Linked DNA regions of Homo sapiens: region 2 is linked to region 1. A link is a loop called in an ENCODE intact Hi-C map of the cell type or tissue named here. Cell type or tissue: heart left ventricle. All regions are shown on one strand. Each heading gives the region's core, and the rest is flanking DNA. Links, peaks and the distances in the headings are about the cores only.

Region 1 (12,091 bases), core at 1,896-9,895:
CAGGGATGACTACAGCGTGGCTTAAAATAAGGCAGAATCCAAAACAGACAAGGAGGCAGCCCCTGCAGAATAAGGAAACTCTAAATGTCCTTAATGCTGAAGATCAAAAGACAACGTAAGCTTACTTGACAAGTTAGAAATGCAGAATCAGCTTGGTGTGGTGGCTCACGCCTGTAATCTCAGCACTTTGGGAGGCTAAGGTGGGCAGATCAATTGAGGCCCGGAGTTCGAGACCAGTCTGGCCAACATGACGAAACCTTGCAGCTGGGTGTGGTGGTGCACACCTGTAATCCCAGCTAGTGGGGAGACTGAGGCAAGAAAATCGCTTGAACCCGGGAGGCAGAAGTAACAGTGAGCCAAGATTGCACCACTGCACTCCAGCCTGGGTGACAGAGCAAGACTCCCTCTCAAAAAACAAAAAAGAAAAGTTGAATCATACATTTCAGGTCAAGTCTGCACAAAGAGATTACAACAAAATATTTATGTGGAATTGAATACTTCAAACCTGTGAAAAGGACTATGTAAAAGAGACATATCTAAACATTTTTCAAGTACCCAAAGGAGTAAAGAAATTGATTTTTTTAAAAAACTTGTTTATCCCAGCAAGTGGCTCATTGACTATTAGGCCAATGGGGATGCCACCATCAACAACAGCCGTGCCAGGCTCTCCTTACCCCTGAGGTTCATCTGATGAGCTGGTGTGCCACTGGATTCTTCTTTGCTCTTATAACAAGAAATGGATGTGTCTTTGAAGGTGCACCAATATTGTTTGTAACCTTTCAGAGTCAGCTTTTTTGGCCTATGTATCAAAGAGAATTAACAACAAAATCACTTGGAAGTAACTTTATTAACGCTGTATTAGCAAAGTTTCACAATATTAATTTAAGTCTGGGGTCAAGTTTTACACGTGCTGAAATTGATCCCCCTTGGTCAGCGTCTTATTAGTCAGTGCTACTGTTACTGGATGCGAGCCTCCCTTCTCAATCTACTCTAGAAGATCCCACAAACAGCGTTCCGAGGAGAAAGGCAGTAGGGCCTGTGTTCCAGTATTCTGCAGCTGTAGCCATCACATCTATCACTAACTAGCAGGTCACATGGGAAGGGTAGGAAAAGAAAGGTGAAGTAAATGTCAGTAATTGGAAAATTCCTAGATCCTGTAATTACCTGCAGGTTTATGGGTGTCTGCAGGATTGCCTTGGAGCCTCTATAAAGATGCAAATTTACCTGGCAGGACTGAAAGTGGGGGATGTGCTTCTTTCTCCGGGGTAAATTCCAATGGTGACATTAACTTGCCACTCCAATATCAAACACAGAAGGAAGATGACAGAGCAGTCATGAGGATGTGTAAGGAAAGGTGCAGGTAGATGAGAAAGGTGGGTCAAGGGGGAAGGAGAAAGGGTAGGGTAGTGGATCTGAAATCATGCCCTTATCTCAGAAGTTCCATATTTTGAACTGCTGTATGTTCAGCTATGGTAAATGGTTTATTCTAGAGTAGTTTTGTATCTTATATAGTAGAAAATAGTACTTTCCACATCACCTCCTTTTCCTTTTTCTCCTCTCTGCCTTAATGCCGAGCTCTCTTGATTCTGTGGAATATAGCTGGATAGAGTGTTAAAAATCTTGATCAGATATACTAGAACTTTACATAAAATGTTCCATGAACAAATGAACAGAGTTCAATAGAATCTTGCGCTCTGAACGAGGAAATAATCGCTGGCAGTGACACAGTTCATTATGTACTGCTTCCAACTGAGGCCCGGAGGGGCTGTGCCACTGTATTACTATGTTTCAGCATCTGTATGATGCAATCTAGGTTTCACAATCTTTTTTTTTTTTTTTTAAAGAAAAATCTGATAAAAGAATGAGCATTGTGATTTTAATTTTGTAAAAGTGGTTATTTTCTCTCGTGGTAATTTGGTGTTCACCTAACTGGTAAATCCTTTTACAGTAGATGCGTTTGTTAGTCAAACTTAACAGTTAGTTTCAATAATGTGACCATGACTATAAAGCTGACAGTTATTAATATTTGGCATCCCTCCTTTTTGTACTTACTTGAAAACTTTAATGTAGTCAGCAAGTTCAGGAATGGAAGTAATGTCACCCTAGGAGAGAGTTAAATCCTTTTTTAATTTTTTTAATATTTGAAATTCTTTCTAATGTTTGGTATCTGATATCAAGAACTAGCTTACTTAATAAACAGAATGACATAAAATACAATGATAAAGATTTAAACAACAAAATCACATTACATAGTCTTGTGGACCATATTCTTCTTGGTACAAAGGCATTTTCAAATAGCATAAAAGGTTAACAAAATTTTCATCAAAATGGCAATTTATACAACCCATGAGAATATGCTATCTTTAATAGTGCTGAAACTGTTTGTAGGTGCATATAAATCTGTACATTGTAAAAGGCCTGAAGTGTTTCTTCAGCAGTAACTAATCCCTATACTTAAAAACCAAACCCAGTGTTTCACAATTTTCCCGAGATCTATTTTCTTCTTTTTGTAGTATTTCAAATGTGCACATCACTAAGTGGATTTTTACCATGACTTGAGATTATTTTCCTCTGCAGAAATGTCTTCCCACCACTTGTAAAAGAATTTGCAGAGTATTAGAGTATTAGATCTATTCTTACTGTATTGAATGCACTAGAGACTAATACATTATTACTTTAAAAACAAACTTCCCAGTGGTGGCGGGAGCACTGCTTAAGGCCAGGAGTTTGAGATCAGACTAGACAACACAGTGAGACCCCATCTCTTAAAAAAATAAAAAATTAGCCAGGTGTGGTGGTGCATGGTTGTAGTCTCAGCTACTCAGGAGGCTGAGGTAGGAAATGGCTTGAGCCCTGGAGTTTGAGAATGCAGTGACCTATGACGTGTGCCACTGCACTCCAGCCTGGGCAACAGAACGAGACCCTGTCTCAAAATAAACCACTTTGCTCAAAGTTCCTGAAAAATTAACATCTGATTTCTCTCTCTAAAGCATTAAATATTTCTCTCCACCACCCCCAAATACTTTGAACCTAAATCCACAAAATGGAATGCATCAATTCAAGCTAAATTAGTAGGTAAAAAAAAAGATTCACCCTACCAAAATTGTTGACGTTTTACCCCCTTCCAGAGTAATCTCCAGGTCTGAAAGGGCAGCATCAACTTCATCAACTTCTTTGTCACTGTTGTTCAAATGATTCTCTGATGTCATGATTGACAGCTTATTGATATGATACTGAAACCAGAATTATTTTATTAAAATAATTGCTATAACTGTAAAACTCTAAAATGAAATTACTATCTGAATCTATATTTAATGCTTTTCAGGACCTAATTTGAAAAGACAGAAGCGTCTAGGAACTAGAACGATAGGAAATAAATACCTGAAATCAATATCCTAAACCTGCTAATAAATACTTATCCAAAAGAAGTAGGGTCTTTGGACACATACCAATGAATTCATCATTTGCGGGCTCTAAGACTTAAGAGAGTTAACTGGTCCTCAACTGTACTTCACATTAACAGAGATTTTTGACTTTTTTTTTTTTCATTGTAATCTGCCCTGTGTCTATAACAGGGCCTGTTATCAAGAAATATTGAATGAACATACAGAATATGCATAAGGTCTTTTGTAGAAACTGATGAACACTGAATGCTGTACACTGCTCCTATTACCCAGGAGAAAGTCATCATTATTATGTCGAAAGCTAAAACTCCACTTTTTCCCCATCCTTGCTTCATGTTCTGTATTCTCATATCTAAGAATGTTTGTACGTGAGTACGCACATGGACACCCACATATACGTGGGTGGGGTGGGGGCAGAGAGAGAGTAGTGAGTAGTGATGACTACTCATATGTAGACAGGAAAATTTTTGGATACAGAATAGTTACTGATTTTAAATATACTTCAGTAAGTGACTTAGAACAAATATTATGTTAAGCCTTAGGTTTTCTACAAAGGTCAGCAGAACCTTTAAATCTTAATCAATTACCTTTCAAAGCAACAAGTGGCACTCCAAATGTCTAAAGTATTCATTTAATACATTCATTTCATGGGAACATTTAGTGAACTAATCTGAGGCCACTTACCAATGTTCTGTGTTTTAAGATTTAGTGATTGATTGGTAATGAATAGTCTCTGACTACTTCAATTGTGCTGAAATGAGATCTTACAATTGTAGAAATGTCAATGTTCATAAATTATGGGAAATGAGGTAGAGGTTGAGGCCCTCAGGTCCCAAATGTCAGAGTATATTAAGAGTCTGGTGAAGAATTGGTCAAAAATACAGATCCTTAGGTTTACTCCAGAGATCCTGATTCAGGAAGTCTGGGGTCCAGCCTGGAATCTGCATTTTTACTCACTGCTCTGGGTAATTCTGATGCAAAATGTCTTTATGAGTCATACCGGAGAAATCCTGGCTGTGAATGGGACTTAAAAAATCCAGCTTTGCTTTCAAAAGTGCAAGGGATATCTTAAATTTCTTAATACATACTCTGACTTAAATGCTTTAAAAACAATGTTACTAATTCATCTACTTTACTTTTTATCCCCACCTTCTTGTTTTGTATTATTCTGCTTCTTTTTACTATTGTAAATTTACTTTACACAAGGATCCAGATGTCCCAAGGAGAGTATACTTCGGAGTATAGGTTCTCTCTGAAAGAAAAAATTCTAGGCATCTCCTCCTCACCATACTTTCACAGTTTCCTTATTCTGGTACTAGTTGGCTTCCTACAACCTTAGGGTCAGTCTCTGAGAAAGCCTCCAACAACTCAAATCTGTATGTCAAAATACTCTCATTATATCTAGATTCTAAAATGGTCTTGGAGGGCTATGGTTTGAGACCATTCCATTTCCATGAATTAAAACCTGTGGTCTCTGAGGTGTTCCTTCTGTAGTGATATGGAATGCCCAAGATACACTCGGGGAGGTGGGCTGCAGAATCATGCCATTCCTGTGAGAACACAACTGTGTGTACTCTCATTTTACAAACACGTTTTGAGCACCTACTATGTGCCAGGCATATAATAGGCATCTGTTGGTTTTAAAAACAATAACCATAAACATGTACTATTTTTTAATACAAAAATAAAGCAACAGTATAAAATCTGTGGTCTTTCACACATATTTTACAGGTATTATTATTCTATCATTGGCAAAACCTCCACTAGAAAATCATAAGCCTGTATCAAAGTGAGGAGGATGCAGGAAGAAAGCCATAACCACGTGAGGGGACTCCCAACAAACTGCTCCAGAATTTAATTCAAGAAATTCACCAGAGAGTCAGAATTATCTGGAAACACAATACGGGATCCTAACTGGCTCATTAATCAAGTTCCTAGAAAATAACTGATTAATCCATCTGTCACCTGGGATTTATTTTCCTTGTCTATGCTTCTTTGCCACTCCTTTCATTATGTAAAACTAAGGTGAAAATTAGCTGTTCTTGCTTTTTTTTTTTTTTTTTTTTTTTTGCTAACCTCACTCCCCATTCTTGCTTTCTAATGTCAACTTTTTGGGTCACAACTGAAAACTTTTCTGGATGCATAAAGGAGGCATTTGGAAGACTGAGAGCATTTTTGTTTGTGTTCTAAGGAAAAACAAAATCCCTTCTACAGTGAAAAGTTCTTCAACTGAATGTCAACTCTGCTTCCTGTACTTCTGTTATTTATAGAACACCAACTTCATCAGGACTTTAGGCTGAACCTAGAATCCCGTCATAACTGGGAATACTTGCCAAAGCATTACTCGGGTATCTGAAATTTAAGAAAGATGAATTAATTTGGTCATCAGACCTCAGTATCTGTAAGAATGTGGATGTGTGGATGCCACCTTAAAGTTATTCATGAAGTGGATAATTAATTTTTAAATAAGCTCCCCTATAATTCTGAAGGAGGTGGTATGTAAGAACCACATATGAAAAAACTGGTTTAATCTAAGGACAATGTTAGCTATCTACTTAAGGATTATCATTGTAGAAAAAGGTTTGGTTCCACTAGTCTCTCTAAATCTTATCACCTAAAAGCATCGCTTTGCTACAGCCCATTTTATAGTGTGTTGTATCATCCCTGGCTATTTATGAAATTATACAGGTAAGCTTCAGATTAGATTTCAGAAATCTGATTTTTAATAAATATTTTCTTTCCAAGGAAAAACTGAGGAGCTTTGAGCAGATTTATATTTGGGGGTGAGAGGATAATTTTTTTCCTACAAAATAGGATAATTTTTTTCCTACAAAATAGAGAAAAGTACTTAAGTATACCACTGAACTCTTGGAAAAGATAAAAAATCAAACTAAAATGTATTTGTTTTGCTTTCCTAAGTGTCTACTCACTTTCTTCATGGCAAAAATTCTGTCTCGTGAAATGTTACTGGAATTACTATTCCACTTTACTGTTTAAAAATACCTCCCTACCCTTTACCGGAATAAGTCCCATTTACTAGACCTTTCAACTACCTGCAGGGCTGCAAACATCATCATTTCTTCTTCTGTGCATTCAATCTCTTCCAGGAGAATGGCCCATTTGGCCTGCTCGTAAAGCTGATTGATTCTGATTGCATCATACTGCAACAAGAGAAATAGTTCTTTTGTAATATATAACCTTTACCATTGAAAAATTTCAAACTCTGAATATTCAATTGACAAGAAAAATTTAATGCTTTTTTTCCTGGGATCTTAATTTACAAGCAAGAATTTTTATTTACAATCAAGTATTATTAGAAGGATACCTATGGGGTCAGACATGCCTATATATGCCCACATCTAATTTTCCATTAAAAATGACATTAAAATATGACAGAGAATAATTGATTGTACAGTATTAAAAAGTAGATTCTGTATGTTATTTTTCAGGGAAATAACCACTAGACATTATAGCCTTTAACATAAGAAATCTAATTTGATGACATTAAAGTAAGGCGGAACTACCGATTATTTTTCAGTGTTATTACTGCAACTTGCCATACAAACATGTAATCAGAAAGCAAATTATTCTGGGGAACATTTTGTTCACTGTGGAGAAGCATACCCAGATAAAGTGGCAAGTCCTTGGAAACGGCAGTTATTTTAAGTATGCAAAATACAGGGCAAATATACTTGTGGAAAATGTTTACTTATATGTTATTCAATTATCCATTTAATTATATAAATAAAAGTCAATAGTAATGCCTTAAGAATACTGCAGATTGAGTATCCCTTATCCAGAATGCTTGAGACCTTCTGTGTTGAATTTAGAATTTTTATAGATGATGGAATATTCCATTATACCAGTTGAGTGTCCCTAACATAAAAATCCAAAATGAGCATATCCTTTCAGCATCATGTCAGCCCTCAAAAGTCTTAGCTTTTGGAGCATTCTACATTTTCAAATTAGGAATGCTCAACATGTATTTTAGAACGTTGACAAAATACATCTCCATTCCCCTCACAAATGTAACTATTCCCAAAGTAGCTTTGGCTTTACTAAAAGTAGGTATGATGTGGCCTGAAAATGAATTAAAATTATTTTCTATAATTTTATTATAGAGATTTTACTGTTGTATAAAGAATTACTTAAGCATATAATAAAAGAATGTAAACATAACATTAAAATCTAGACTATACTCTAAACATGAAAAGGATGAGAGGGTAGCCAAGAGAGGTTTCTTTCCCCAGGCTGAAAGAGAAGTAAAAGATTCAAACCTCTGTGCCAAGTGTTTTCTACGGGGGAAAAAAGCTCCAGATATTTATGGTAAAGTTAAATCTTACCAGAAAAGTGAAGTACTATGGTAGCAGAGATAATACCAATCATAGTAAAGACAAGTAACAGTGTTTGTCTGTTACAGAGGAAAAAAATGTAGACCTAAGAAAAATTTGGCTGAGCATGGTGGCTCAGGCCGGTAATCCCAGCACTTTGGGAGGCTGAGGCAGGAGGATGGCTTCAGCCCAGGAGTTTTGAGACCAGCTTGGGTGAAATAGTGAGACTCTGTCTCTACAGAAAATAAGAAAGCCAGGTGTGGCTGGGTGAGCCTGTAGTCCCAGCTACTTGGGAGGCGACGTGGGAGAATGGCTTGAGTCCAGGACTTTGAGGTTACAGTGAGCCATGATCATACCACTGCATTCCAGCCTGGAGGACAGAGTGAGACCCTGTCTCAAGAAAAAAACGTTTTTTTGAAGCAACATCTTTTGGCACGTAATTAGTAATCTAAAAGTAATTGAAAAGGTAACCTTTTTGAAACTTTTATTTAAATATAGTTGAAGAGAGGTCTTATATTTTAAAAATGAACTTTGCCAATTCTTTTTTTTGTTTGTTTGAGATGGAGTCTTGCCCTGTTGCCCAGGCCGGAATGCAGTGGCATGATCTCGGCTCACTGCAAGCTCCGTCTTCCAGGTTCAAGTGATTCTCCTGCCTCAGCCTTCCAAGTAGCTGGCATTACCAGCGTGTGCCACCATGCGTGGCTAGTTTTTGTATTTTTAGTAGAGACGGGGTTTCACCATGTTGGCCAGGCTGGTCTTGAATTCCTGACCATGTGATCCGCCCACCTTGGGTTCTCAAAGTGCTGAGATTACAGGCGTTGAGCCACTGCACCCGGCCTAAACTTTGCCAGTTCTATAGTACCAAAAGAGTACCTTTAAAATACAAATCATGACACTCTAAGAGCTTAGAGATTAAAAAAAAGATAAAACCAAATCAGCCAAAAGTTTCATTATCTTAATAACAACAATAAAAAGGTTTAGTTATGCTTCCAACCTACTAAAATAGACTTATTTAAAATACAAATACCTTTGCCTAAAAGTTTGGGTTTTTAATAATTATTCAAGATTTCCTATATACAAATAATTCCTTATTCCACCGACTTCCAAAAACAAACATCCATGTGAACAAAACAAATTAATGGGGAAAAAAAAAAGATCCCTTTAAACCCTCGGTACCTTTGGATTCAAATCAAAAAAGCTGTAATACTTGAATCGGAGCAGCAAGGCCTCATTTTCCTTCACATCTTGTTCCATGAGAGATCTTGAGGAATCAAGCCATCTGGACAAATTAAGAACAGTGGAACAAAACAACACAGAATGAAGACAATATTTCTACCTCTAGCTGGATGAAGAAATTCAATTTTATCTATATCTTAAAACTTACCCTTGGTTGATTTTTGCTTTATCAAGAAGAGCTTGAGGCTTGAACATTTTTGCCAAGATTTCTGGTGACGTGATTGGTTGACTGACAGCAAGTATACCAGGATTGCCTTCTGACAAAGCACTGTCACCAAACCAAGCAGAAGTTGGTGACAAGGGGCTTCCATCATGAGCATCATAAGTGGGGGTCATTGTTTTACTATACAGTCCTGGGCTTGAATATATACTTCCTAATAAGTAACATGAAAAACAGGTAGTAAGTATGCAGTACAGCATCTTATTTTTCAATAATAACACATATTATGATATAAAGCACATTGTGAAACAAAAGTTTTATTCTGAAAGGAAAGCTTAGTATATTATTTTACCTGTTATGAAAACATGTGTAATTAATTCTCCTTGTATAACATTAAAACACGTAATAAAGCCTTAAGAATATAATTAAGTTGGCAGAAATTCTGGGGAAAAAAAATCAGTTCAAGAGAATTAGAAAATAAGGATATAGCTGAAGCAGACAGACCAACACTTTTTGTCTTTAAATTGTGGCAAGGCTCACCTTTCAGAGGGCCAATGTAAAGAACATCAGTGCCTATAGGAAAGGAAAGAAAGGAATTCAGAAGGTAAAGGAAAGGCCACAACAGAGGACAGAAACAAAAGAATGAAAAGAAAATGAGAAAAAGAAAAAACAGATTTTCCCTAATTGTGAATCATAAACTGAAGTACACATTTCAAGTGGATTTCAGAGTAAAGAACCTTAGAAGCTACAACCTAAGTAAAACGGTTTTTTTTGTTCAATTTAAAAGAATGAAGTTGTGCTGTAGTCAAGTATATAGTGACAAATATGTCTACAACTTTTACCACCATTTGAAATCCATACAATTTGAAGGTAACACAATAGAACTGAATTCATATAGATTAAGAATAATTTTATAGTAAAGTCTTCTCAGTGAATAAACAGGTTTCAACAATTTTACAAATAAAGTTTTTTTTAATTTTTAAGTTCTGGGGTACAACAAATAAAGTATTAATGTAAAAGGGGAGATAAAAGTCTGCCCTAGAAAGAGTCTAAACAGAGATATATTTAATAGTCAAATCTCAAAAGGAAGGGATATTGCCTTATTTATCTTCTGATTTCTTAGTATTAGGGCTAGACATATAGTAGAGGTTACGTAAATAACAATTTGTTACATTAGTCAACAGATGGTATGTGCTCCTTTATTTAAACTACAAAAATTAAGGAGATGAATTTAAGGCATCTAAAAATGTTCAGAATGACATTAAGGACAAGCAGCTCCCCCAAGTCCTAGCTCTGTTAAATTATATTTTGTCCTGTTGTCATAATTTTTCAAAAGAAAATGTGCAATGGGCATAACACTGTTAATGTAAAGAAAATGGCTTTTCCATTCCCTAAATTTAGGGTTAAGCTTAGAAATCCATCTCCTTTCCTACTATTTTTAACTCTTCTCCCCATGCAATGATAGAAACACTGCCTGTGAAAAAGTGGTGCTAATGCTAGAGATTTTTGTAGCTGTCATGACCTAGTCTAGGAAGCAAAGTTAAAAAAAAAAAGTTTTTACTGAAAATATGTAATCTCTTGCTGGACACAGGATATTTGATTTTATGTCCCTGACATGTGTTCTTCCAATGTTAGTACTAAAAAAAACCTGTAAAATCTAGGCCAGGTGTGGTGGCTCACTCCTGTAATCTCAGCACTTTGGGAGGCTGAGGCGGTTGAATCACTTGAGGTCAGGAATTCGAGATCAGCCTGGCCAACATGGAGAAACCCTGTCTCTACTAAAAACACAAAAATTTGCCAGGAGTGGTGGTGCACGCTATTCGGGAGGCGAAGGCTGCAGTGAGCCAAGATTGCATCAATGCACTCCAGTCTAGGCAACAAAGCAAGACTCTATCTCAAACAAACAAACAAACAAACAAACAAAAAACCCTCTAAAATCCGAACACTGTTAATCCTAAAACACAAAGCAAAGTTGTGAACTCTTTATCAGCATTTAAAGAATACTGGGATCGTTAGTCCTGGGGCTTTAAAAGCTAGATCCTTAAACTAGACAGGTATTTTTCAAACTTAAAATTGTGTGACACCTTTTGAAAGGACTAATTGGGCACCCCACACTTATTAAATGTGCTGAACACATTACTCCAACTCAGTTGGGCAAAGGGTATTTCTGCTACAGAGTGTGCATGTAGATAAAGTGTGAAAAAACATTAACTTCTAGGCAAAGTCTTGTTTCTTTCAAAGATCTATTAAATAAATCTGTTACGAAGAATGTCAGTATACTGAAAATGTGCACCTGGTGAGATTATAATTTCTATCCAAAACTGAGTCAAGTTAGAATGGACAATTTGCTTTATAAAGTTTCTAATATAGAAAAGATACTCCCCCTAAATCACTGATATGGTTTGGATCAGTGTCCCTGCCCAAATCGCATGTCTAATTGTAATCCCCAATGTTGGAGGAGGGGCCTGGTGGGAGGTGACTGAATCACAGGGGTGGAGTTCTCATAATGGTTTTGCACCATCCCCGCTTGGTACTGTATAGTCAGTGACTTCTCATGAGATCTGGTTGTTTAAAGTGTGTGGCACCTCCCCACTCCCACCCCTACCTCCTGTTCCAGCCACGTGAAGTGCTGGCTCCTCCTCCGCCTTCCGCTGTAATTGTAAGTTTCCTGAGGCCTCCCCAGGAGCTGATGCCACCATGCTTCCTGGACAGCCTGCAGAACTGTGAGCCAATTAAACCTCTTTTCTCCTAAGTTACCAAGTCTCAGGTATTTCCTTATAGCAATTCAAGAATGAACAAATACAATCACACATTTAATAGAATCAGCCACCCACCCAAATCTGCGTTTCAACTTCCTATAGTTTGTATCTTCTTCAATTCATACTTAATCACTTCGTTGTTCTTATTTGTTCTGTAGGCACTATGTGATAATAAACTCACTTAGCGTTCACAACAACTCT
Region 2 (12,091 bases), core at 2,321-10,320, 59 kb after region 1:
GTCTTTACTCTTGACCCCTTTAGGTCTTTCTCCTCCCAAACTTCTCTTTCGATTTTAGAGTTGGGGATCATGGGGCATCCTGCTTTTAGGATGTGCCCTCCTGTTCTGATCTCTTTAGTCACTCAGACCTTTAAAAAGCGAAAGAGGAGGCAAACAGATGAAGAGTGTGGCTCTTCAGGTGTATAATCAATGCACTAATTAATAAATACTTTCCAAGTAACTATCATATGCCAGGCACTAAGTTGGGCAATGGAATATAAAAATTAATAAGAATTACCATCCCAGTGGCACTTACAGTCCAAGTGAGAGACACAGACAAGTAAAATGAGCTAAAAATATAAAAGAACAAAATGTCACAGAGGCAACCAACATTAAACGTGAAAGATTAATTAGGTTAACATGGCATTTTTACCTGGGTCTTAAAAGATGTGGGAGTTCAAATGTGCTAAGAGAAACCATCCTGTAGACAATGGAGGCTCTCAGATTGTTTTATTAACATAATTTTGATTTGATTATGAAGCACAAATTAGAGTCTGGCAGAAAATTTACCACAACATTCTAGAGAGCAGGGCCTGACATAAGGCAGAAGGTGAAGAGAAGGAGGCAAATATGAGGGAGTTGTCTAAGCTAGAATCATGGGTCTCAAGGACACTGATTTCAGATGAGAGAGGACAGCTGGAAGGTGAAGAGGGGAAGCTAGAAAGTTCCTAGCTTGATAATTAAATAGATGATAATAGCACTAAGATTTGTTTACTGAACATTTAGTATGTACCAAGCACTTAACACATTCTCATTTAATTCCAACAAAAAATGTTAAAAGGGGCGGGCGCGGTGGCTCACGCCTGTAATCCCAGCAACTCCGGGAGGATGAAACAGGCGGATCACCAGGTCAGGAGATAGAGACCATTCTGGCTAACATGGTGAAACCCTGTCTCTACTAAAAATACAAAAAATTAGCTGGGTGTGGTAGCACACGCCTGTAGTCCCAGCTACTCGGGGGGCTAAGGCAGGAGAATCACCTGAACCTGGGAGGCAGAGGTTGCAGTGAGCCCAGATCGTGCCACTGCACTCCAGCCTAGGCGACAGAGCGAGACTCCGTCTCAAAAAAGAAAAAGAAAAAAATGTTAAAAGGTAAATACTATTATAATCTCTTTGTTTTATAGATGAGAAAACGGGGGGTGGAGCCAAAGGACAGAGAAGTTACATAACTTGGCTAAAGTTCATAAAGTTAGCATATGTAGGAATTAGGATTTGACTCTAGATGAGTGTGATTTCAGAGGTGGCACTCTTAAATTACATGCCATTAGCCAAGATAAAGTTACGCAGAAGAGAAGCAAGTCTGGGTATGTTGAATATGAGGCCAAAAGACTAATGTTAGGACTCATTTACATTTCACAGTAAAATCCTGATGATTATCCTGCACATCTCTTAAGGAAATAGGTATTTAGGAGAAAGAAGATAGAACATCCACAAGGAGGCAAAGAGATTATTAAATAAAGGAATATTTTTATTATGCATGTCTTTCTCTGATTTAATAATGGCAACCACAGACAAACTCAAAGAGGTTATGGTTAGCAGCCATATAACTACTTGAAGAATGCATATACTAATATGCAAAATTAAACAGACTTTGAAACAACCAAAGAACACAAATGGCTATGAATGCAAAGAAGCAATTAAGAAAAATAATAACAATAATGTACTCACTTTTGGTTTTATACTAGAAATTAAGACTTCTACTGTCCAAAAATAATTGGAATAACTTCTGAGTCATTCCTCTCTTCCTTAAGACTGTTCATTGGTAATTAGATTATTCTAGAAAGACCAGAAGTGAATTCCTAAATTACTCTTAATCTATTTCTAGAGGGACAACCCTCCCTTCTAGAACTACTCTGTATTCTAGAGGAAAAGAATTCTCAACAGTGCAATCTACAACACTATCATCCAGGACCTAACTGAAGTTTTTATAATATGAGTTTCCACAACCATGAAAAACAGGAAAAGAATACCCAACATATACTTTTGAACTCTGCTGAATCTTATTCTCTCATATAGCGTTATTATTAATCAACAAAATGTAAAACAACAAAGAAATGAACAAAAAAAAACACTGGCGATGAAGCATACAAATATTTCCTCCCTATACTTCTGCCCCCACCCCATCCAGCAAAGTAAGGAAAGGCCTACACCAAGATCACAGAACAGTCATTATAGTAATCTAATCCTTATATCTTTGAAATTAGATAATATGTATCTCTACAAGTTATATTTTACTTTTTCCTCTCCCTCAGCTTTTCTTTCCATCCAAGTATTACGGAGTCTATCCCTTAAGCAGCTGTTAATTTGTTCCTTCCTTTCCTTTTACATTGCCTTAGTTCAGGTCCCCAACATCTCTACCCTGAATTACTATAACACCATTTTTTACAACACTATCCAGAGTTGTCTCTTAAAATGCAAACTTGATCAGTTTATTTGTCCACTTAAAAACTTTCCAAGTCTGGGCCAGGCACGGTGGCTCACGCTTGTAATCCCAGCACTTTGGGAGGCTGAGGTGGGGGGGAATCACCTAAGGTCGGGAGTTCGAGACCAGCCTGACCAACATGGAGAAACCTCGTCTCTACTAAAAATACAAAATTAGCCGGGCATGGTGGCACATGCCTGTAATCCCAGCTACTTGGGAGGCTGAAGCAGGAGAATTGCTTGAACACTGGAGGTGGAGGTTGTGGTGAGCCGAGATCACGCCATTGCACTCCAGCCTGGGCAACAAGAGCAAAACTCCGTCTCAAAAAAAAAAAAAAAAAAAAAAAAAAAGGGAAAAGAAAAAAACCCCAAAACTTTCCGAGTCTGTTACTGAAGTATCTTATAATCCGTTAACAGGTTCCACAAATCTGTGCCCCACATTGCCTTTTTCTAGTAGCTCTTACCACACCCAGATGCAGCTTTTGTTCTGGCCTAGTTTGTGGAACAAGCTGGTGTTTCAGATCTCCTTGATAGGCACCTTTTCCTTTCCCCCTTTATCAAACTGGCAAAATCATGCACCAGTACCAGCTCAAATATTACCACCTCTGAATCTTCACTGACCCACCTGTCAAAGCAGCAAAGTATACCTTAGCACTTTGAATGATATAATTCATTTATGTAACTAATTTCCCCACTAGATTAAGTCTTTATCCTGTGTCTCAAAAGCAGAGACCAGAACTAATAAATATTTATAAACTACTACTTGTAATATACAAATATTTGTAATATACAGGCAGCATGTAAAGCAATCTTAATAATCAATTGAAAAATTATAATTATTCCAAGATAAAAGTTCATGTTAAAAACATTAAAAACTCTTACTGTTGATTATAAATGTACATATGGAAATGGAAAAAATAGCAAAACTAGTGTTTATTTAGTGTACTGTAATTAAAACATTAAAAACATTGAGAAGTGTTACTTTTCTTTGTGAAAACTTAACAAGAATAGCTTAAATAGTGCTTGTCTTCTAATCATATAATTTATGATGTGGAGCAAGTATCTTTTATGCCTTGGCAAGCTGTCACACTCCTTCCTAAGTCTGGATCAACTTAAAACATTTTGTCCTTTGCTCTTTCAGTATCATGAAATATCTCTGACAGCTCCTTCAGTATGCAAAGTTTTTGCTAGTGTCACTTCCTCTGGGACATCTTCATCCTTTTTGTCATACCACTTGTATCATGTATGTAAGTTTACCTTCACTAAATTCCTTTGGCTGTATATCTATAGTCTTTCAAATGGTGAAAGCATCCACATTTCCATGGTGAGCTATTTCTTCTTTAACTCCATTTATATTTGATTCAACTATCACTTCTAGTATTTCATGAACACTTTTTGTTAATTCATTGCAGTTTTATCTCTGTTGGTCAACTCTTTCAATTATCCATTTTTTTAAAACATCATGAGTTTCTCATGGGGGACAGAGAGGCAACACTAACACTTCTGTGTGTGAACTGTATGCACAGTGGCCAATCACAGATAGACTTTGAAATAAGTGACATGACTTGTCACTGACTGTGATGAGCTTCTGTTATTTACATAGTGCTTTGTGGACTGAAGAGTTAGCCAGCAAGTTTTGTACTTTATGCAGTTACATCTTAGTTAATGTATAAAGTTAAAAGATAAAGTATGGTGGCAACTAAAATGTGAGCCATGTTGTTAGACAATTAGTGTTATTTAATAAGTAAACGTGCAAATTGCAACGTCCAAAGTGCTGTTTTCAAAAATGTCTGATGTCATATTAAAAAAAAAGTTTTTAATCTGCTAGCAGAAGCTGTAAACTTCAAAGTTTACATATCATTCAAACTGCAAACATATTTCAATTAAGGTACCCCATTCCATTTTAGGTTAAGGAAATTATTTTACATTAAGGCTCCAATGGCTAACTGAGGCAGTGTCAAATTATGGGAAACTGCTATGGACTAAATGTTTGTGTCCCCCCAAATTCATATGTTGAAATCCTAATCCCCAATATGATGGTATCTGAAGATGGGGCCTTGGGGAGGTAAATCAAGTCATGGAGGTGGAGTGCTTCTGGTGGAACTGGTATCCTTAGAAGAAGAGACAGAAGACAGCTGGTTTCCTATCTCTCCTTCTTTCCCTCCTCCATGTGAGGAAACCAGGAATAGGGTCCTCACTGGAAACCAACCATGCTGACATCCTGATCTTAGATCTGGCAGCCTCCAGAACTGTGAGAAATAAGTGCTTACTGTTTAAGCCACCCAGGATATGTTATTTGTTATGGCAGCCCAAGCAGACTAAGACAGAAACTAAACCTCTAACGAAAAGTGACAAATTGCAATTTCTTCTACATAGCTAGTTGAAAACTGGGGAATTCACTCTTCAAAATAAAGAGATCAACTAAGTTTACAAATAGCCTTTTGAAGTTACGAATCTGAGATAATGTCTATCAATTTCAATCTATTATCCGATACTATAAGACATACTAACTCAAAGCAGTTAAGAAGTTTTTTTCAGATCACATAAGCCATGCAAGCAGTTACAGAATGCATAAACAGAAAGTATGCCAATTATTAATTTCCAGAGGGTGGGTAACTTTCTATCCAATCCTGAAGGCTGGCTTATTGCTAATTTGGTTCAACCTGGCTTCATTCCTAGAAGACAGGGCTCGGAGTCCATGCAATGAAAAGGTCTGACAAATTCTAAGAGAGTAACATCAGGACAAAATTCACCAGTTAGTATTGGACTTAGAGAAGTATTAGTTGTGTTTGTGTTTTAAATGTGATCAATGACACTAGCTATTCTAAAGTTCAAAAGAAAAGCAATTTAGTAAGAATATTTAATTGGCTTTTATGTTGTAAGCTTATCTCAGAAAATATTAACAAATTCTAATATAAAACTTCAATGTATACTGGAAAAATTATTTCTTGAAATCCAAGAGGATTATCATTGCTTACACCTTATCTGCAAGTTATTTTATATGAAACTGATGAATTTCCAATGTGTAAAAATCTGATGTCTCCCCCTATTTAAAGTCTTTTATGGGCATCTCACAGCTCTGGGGATAATGCTAAATCTTTTAAACCTGGTTCAGAAAGCACTTTAGCATTATTTCTTCTTGAGCCTCACGTCAAGCCACTGGTTCCCTAGGATTGCTCCCCCATCATCACCAGACTTCTTTCAGTTCTTCAACTGGCCACACTCCCTTGCTCCACTTCCCATGCTGGGAATTCTCATCCTCTTCCCAGCCTGTTGTTCTGTCATCCTATCCCTTACCCACATCTCCTCCCATTTTTTGCCTGGCTAATTCCTACTCTCAGATCTCAGCTTAAAAGTCATTTCCCTCCCTCCACAAATCCTATCCTATATGCTAGGTTCCAGTTGCCCAGTACAGAATCCTATAACTATTTCAATTACCATAATACTCACTACATTATAGTAATTACTATTTAAGGATTGTCTTTAGGTCGGGAGCAGTGGCTCATGCTTGTAATCCCAACACTCTGGGAGGCTGAGGTGGGCGGATCACCTGAGGTCAGGAGTTGGAGACCAGCCTGGCCAACATGGTGAAACCCCATCTCTACTAAAAAAAAAATACAAAAAAATTAGCCAGGCATGGTGGTGCGTGCCTGTAATCCCAGCTACTCAGGAGGCTGAGGCACGAGAATTGCTTGAACCCTGGAGGTGGAGGTTGCAGTGAGCTTAGATCGTGCCACTGCACTCTAACCTGGGCAACAAAGCAAGACTCTGTCTTAAAATAATAATAATAATAATGATAATAATAATAAAGACTGTCTTTACCTTACGACTGCAAATAGAGTGAGGGTTAAGGAATGAGTTAATTTTGTTCACCCCAGTTTGTAGTATAGTCTCTGGCATCCAATAGGCTCTCATTTATAAATATTAAGTGGATAAGTTAAGGAATAACAGAATATCGTTTCACAGTTACCTATGTCTTTCTTCTCTATAAGCTTTTCTTCTATTTCTCTAAGCTAGTCTATAATACACCATGAACACTGCAATCCCCAACCTGGAATGCCTTTCTTCCTAACTTTCCACCCTGTCTCTCTTTAAATAAGGCCAGTTATTACTCACGACTCTAAACCTCTGTCTTCCTGTATTCAAGGGCTACTTATTTGGCACTTCTCAATCAGATCATTGACTCAAAGTAATTTTCTTGTTTCACTTTGTTACTAGCAAGCTGCTCATATTGAGAGCCGGGACTATGCCTCACCATATAATAGTTGGCTCTCCGTAAATGTTTGTTGCTGCTACTACAGTCCAGTTCATGTACCTTATATTCCCACACGTCTCATGTTATACCTCTATAACCTACCAAAAATAGAGCATGAATGTATAGAATTATCTCTATGCAGGAATGTTTACACATCAATGTCCCATCTCACCTAAGGGCCTTCTTTGCTATTTTAAGTTCTGTAAGGAATTTACTGCCCAAACTCATTAAGGATCCTCAATAAATTTACTGCCCAAACTCCAAAAGGATCCTCAATAAAACAATTATTAGTCTAACTACTACTTACTATGTGCCAAGAACTGCTCTAAGTGCTTTACACATGTGTCTGCATTTAATCCTTACGACAACCCTAAGTGGTAAGATTACTACACTTATTTTGTTTATAAGGACACTAAGTTGCGAAGATGTTAAATAACGTGGCACAGGGTCACAAAGCTTGTAAGTACTGAAGCTGGTATTCAAACCCAGTCAGTGACTTCAAGGAATGTATTCAGACACTTCACAACCACTAAACAGAATTTACAAAGGCAAGAAAATCTTTTAAAATGGTTTCAGCAAGAGATTAAATAAGAAGGGGTTTATGGTTAAATACTACATAAATAAAATGAAAACAAAGCAATCAGAATACTGAAAATCACAGTTGAAATTTATATTTTAAGTTTACATGGTATTTGAAGGATAACTGTAGATTACATTTTATTGAGCTCTTAGTATAGTCATTCTACTAATTATCAAGAATTGTTAATCCTTTAAATACCATATTTAGTCAATACATTAGCCCCCAAAACAAGTAAACTAAAGCTAAGTGAGACTAAATAATCAGAAGTTAAAATAACTTGCCCAAGGTCATATGTAACCAATAAGTTGGCCACATCTTAGAGTAAGTTCTTAGTCGCTAACAAAGTTCACTTAGTTTTTTTTTGAGACACAGTCTCACTCTGTCAACCAGGCTGGAGTACAGTGGTGCGATCTCGGCTCAGTGCAACCTCCACCTCCCAGGTTCAAGTGATTCTCCTGCCTCAGCCTCCCAAGTAACTGAGACCATAGGCATGAACCACCACACCCAGCTAATTTTTGTATTTTTAGTAGAGTCAGGGTTTCGCCATGTTGGCTGGGCTGGTCTCCAACTCTGGCCTCAAGTGATCTGCCCATCTTGGCCTCCCTAAGTGCTGTAAAATTCACCTTTTAAAGAAGGTATTTGTCTAACCAGAATATTGAATTTATGGAAACACTCCCTATCTTAGCATAGTGAGTCTATAATTTTGTATATGTGGAAGCATAAAATCTGCTTCTAGATGATCTTCATACTTTAATTCTTTATAGTATTACTAATAATGATGCAAAGTAGCACAATAAACTTAAAATCAATTCCTAATATGGTAAAGAGTATGTCAGACCTATTTGGCTTCTGGCTGGGTGTGGTGGCTCACGTCTGTAATCCCAGCATTTTGGGAGGCAGAGGTGGGTGGATCACTTGAGGTTAGGAATTCAAGACCAGCCTGGCCAACATGGTGAAATCCCATCTCTACTAAAAAAAAAAAAAAAAAAAAAAATACAACAAATAGCAGGGCATGGTGGTGCGTGCCTGTAATCCCAGCTACTCAGGAGGCTGGGGCACTAGAATCGCTTGAACCTGGGAGGTGAAGGTTGCAGTGAGCTGACAGCACATCACTGCACTCCAGCCTGGGCGACAGAGTGAGACTACGGTCTCAAAAAAAAAAAAAAAAACAAAGAACTATTTGGCTTCCTTTTAAAAGGCACATTCTCAATCTTTTATAATACTGGTATTTATCTGGCTCAGCACAGGGAGAAAATCTACAAACACTAAAATAGCTGGAACTGTAATTATCATCATAGCTACATTTACAAAAACTATTCTAAACACTTCATGTGTATTAACTAACATAATCCTTATAATAATCCAAAGATACTGTTATTATCCCCATTTTCCAGATGAGGAACCAGAGGCACAGACAGGTCACACAGCCCAAGGTCATACAGCTAGTATATGGTCAAGTCAGGATTCTGACGTGGGTGGGCTGCCTCTCAGTCTATGCTCCATACCAAGGGCATTCCATCTTGGCAACAGAAATCATTGCCACCTTGCATAAGACTTTTAACATTGATACAGGAATCATCTGCTTTTTTCAAGTTATTTTTAATTTCAAAGGTTATAAAATTCTTAGATCTGAACCCAGGAACTACATTAAGGAACATTAAGCTGGGAAGCACTTACCCAGTAGACAACTTCATCTACAATCAATAATGCTAGCACTTTATTGGTGTTTTATTCATAACCCTGAGTATTCCATTAAGAAAAAGATATCAAAAACATCATTACACTGATGCTTTGAAATTATAATTGATTTTTTAAATACCTAATGTATTTTTTAGTTACAACATGATGTAAAAATAAGACAGTTAAATATCTGAGAAAAGACTCCCTTCCGATTCTAAAGTAGATGTCACCTTCTCTGGGCTGGAGGTTATCAGCCCAATAACCTTGATATGTGTAGAAAGGTCACCCCAAGGATGCACTGACACTGGCTGGTCCTTATGTATCTAAATGACAGATAATTAAGTCTGAAACCTGAAACCTGAATCATGGAAGGAAATCAAAACGTAAACCTCAAATTTTAATCATTTACTGCTTATCTCTTTTTCTCATATACACGAATTCACTTCCAAGCAGCATTAATGAAGTTGAGAGAAAATACCATAAGACATCATTTTCAATTAACTTTCAAAATGTTTTACTATGTAACTCTAGGTGAGTTACTATGAACAATTAATTATTCATAATATTCTCAAAGAAGGGAAATAGATCAGGATTTGTATACTGACCCTTTAATCCACAAGAGTATGGCTGTAGATATATTTAAAGACATTCAGATATCTTCAGATACTGTTTATGTATCTTCTACTTTAGAGTTACCACATTTGAAGAACTATTTTCAAAGAATCCTAATACATTACACATTCCAAAGAGACAGGAACAAACTTAAATGATAGTTTATTCTGTGTTATCTATACTGAGATTCTAGAAATTGAAAAACTGACTTAGCCAGTAGGTTAGTCATTATGGAAATGCAAATTAAAATCACAATGAGATAGTACTACTTACTTATTAGAATGGCTAAAATTAAAACAAACGACACTAAATTCTGACAGTAACAAGGGTAGGGTAGACCTGACAGCAACTGGAACTCTCATACAATACTGACAGGAAAGTAAAGTGACGTGGCCACTATGAAAAAGTTTGGCAGTTTCTTCTAACTTCAAGCATATACTTACTATACCACCCAGCAATCCCACACCTAGGTAGTTACCCCAGAAAAATGAAAATATGCATTCACACGGATGTTTACAGCAGCCTTATTCATCATCTCCTAAAACTGGGAGTAACCCAAATGCCCTTCAATTGCTAAATGGACAAACTGTGAAATAATCCATTCAATGGACTACTACTCAGTGATAAAAAACTATTGATACAAACACATGAACGAAGCTAACATGTATTATGCTAAGTGAAAGAAACCAGATTCAAAGAGCTAGAACTGAATGGTTCCATTTGCAGGCCATTCTAGAAAAGGCAAATTATCACTGGTTTTTAGGATCTGGGTTTGAGGCGATGAGACGGTTACAAAGGAAACTTTTGGGAGTACTGTAAAAGTTTTCTATCTTGACTGTGGTAGTTTTACATGTCAAAACTCAGAATATTATACTAAGAAGGATAAATTTTACTATATGTCAATCAGACCTCAATGAGCCTGACACTAAGAAAAAAAATTAACAGGAAAAACAATTATATAGTAATTATGCAACTAATTTGTTAAAGAATGAATTATAACGAATATGAATTTGTAACCACAAACCCAAGTGCAGAAGTCACACTTCTTAATTACAAAATAAAAGAATTATTTAAAAATACACTTTCAGATGTATTTGTTTACTTCTCACTGGGCATATATACCAATTTTAAATGTTCCATGGCATAAGCATTAATTTGTCAGTAAAATAATTATTTAAATAGGAATACTGCATACATTAGCTTTTTTCTGAAACTACTTTCATTAGTTTCTAAATAGGCCCAATGTTTTCATGTGCCTTTGCTATAAATGAACTAAAAACACTGCTCTTATAGAATATATTAAGTAGAGAATTAATTTACTACTGATGCTTTCATGGTTTTAGATTTTTCAAATACCTGGAATACCATCATCCACTTATTGGTCCCCTGCATTTCAGAAATCTTATTAAAATGGTACTTAAATAGCTCTCTTACACTGCAGAGGCAGGTGTGTGTTTGGAAGTTGGCGGGAAAGTAAAATGACAGCTATTTTTTCTTGTTGTTTAGAGGGTGGGAACAGAAAGCAATCCTAAACTAAGCTTTTTTTGAGGAGTGCAATTCCCCACCAGTAAAGCTGGAACTTATTAAATATACTAGATTATATTTTAACCTACTTTTCCTTTTTTTCCTTCCTACTTTCATATACTCAGAGACTCAATGCCACAGAGAAGTATCCACTCTCATTTGCATAACACAAATAGTTTATATAAAGTATATATACATGTAGTATCAATATATATGTATTATCTCATTTAATTCTCACCAAAACCTGTGAGAAAATGTTTTTCTTTTTCTTTTTTTTTTTTTTGAGATGGAGTCTTGCTCTGTCACCCAGGCTGGAGTGCAGTGGCGCGATCCCGGCTCACTGCAAGCTCCCCCTTCTGGGTTCACACCATTCTCCAGCCTCAGCCTCCCGAGTAGCTGCAACTACAGGCGCCCACCACCACGCCCAGCTAATTTTTTGTATTTTCAGTAGAGACGGGGTTTCATCGTGTTAGCCAGGATGGTCTTGATCTCCTGACCTCGTGAGCCACCTGCCTCGGCCTCCCAAAGTGCTAGGATTACAGGCGTGAGCCACCCCGCCCGCCCCAAGAAAATTTTTTTCAATTTCTATTTTATAGAAGTCAAAACCCACTCAGGTTGGATTCATTGTCCAAAGGTCATACTAACCAGTAAAGTAGCAGACAGAGCCAGAAGTTGAATCCAGATCTTCTGACACACTAGGCAACCTGTTATTTCTTAATAATCTGTGCCTCCATCAGCACCTACTACAGTCTGAGAACAGCTGACATTATGGGAAACCTACATCCAATGATGTCTAAAACTATTATTAACAGCTTATTTAATAGTAAGCTAAGAAGTAAACTAAATTTTAAAAATAAAGTATGTGAAAAAGAACCTATAAAAATATCACTCTTGGCCAGGCGTGGTGGCTGATGCCTGTAATCCCAGCACCTTGGGAGGCCGAGGTGGGCGGATCGCCTAAGGTCAGGAGTTCAAGACCA

The links. Peaks named below come from ENCODE experiments on the same cell type or tissue, not always from the same donor. Only the 100,000 strongest peaks of a DNase experiment are listed, where the experiment ranks them.
Region 2: it touches region 1 in a loop (2.5-fold over the local background); 13 of 110 quality-filtered maps call a loop at or near these places.

The regions. Positions count from the first base shown.
Region 1 is chr14:52,872,125-52,884,215 of GRCh38, forward strand. It overlaps FERMT2 (FERM domain containing kindlin 2), which reads right to left. Exons shown (of 15, transcript NM_006832.3): 5 at 9,120-9,345; 6 at 8,912-9,014; 7 at 6,458-6,565; 8 at 3,099-3,233; 9 at 2,053-2,102; 10 at 675-799. All of the region lies in intron 1 of LOC105370500 (a long non-coding RNA gene), which reads left to right. Among named protein-coding and RNA genes, the nearest start is that of FERMT2, 73 kb to the right of the region's middle. RefSeq lists a silencer at 1,047-1,341 and an enhancer at 11,775-12,091. In heart left ventricle, for the core only: no CTCF peak of the experiment used is centred there; no DNase peak of the experiment used is centred there; H3K27ac peaks cover 2,975 bases.
Region 2 is chr14:52,930,927-52,943,017 of GRCh38, forward strand. All of the region lies in intron 2 of FERMT2 (FERM domain containing kindlin 2), which reads right to left. Among named protein-coding and RNA genes, the nearest start is that of FERMT2, 14 kb to the right of the region's middle. In heart left ventricle, for the core only: no CTCF peak of the experiment used is centred there; no DNase peak of the experiment used is centred there.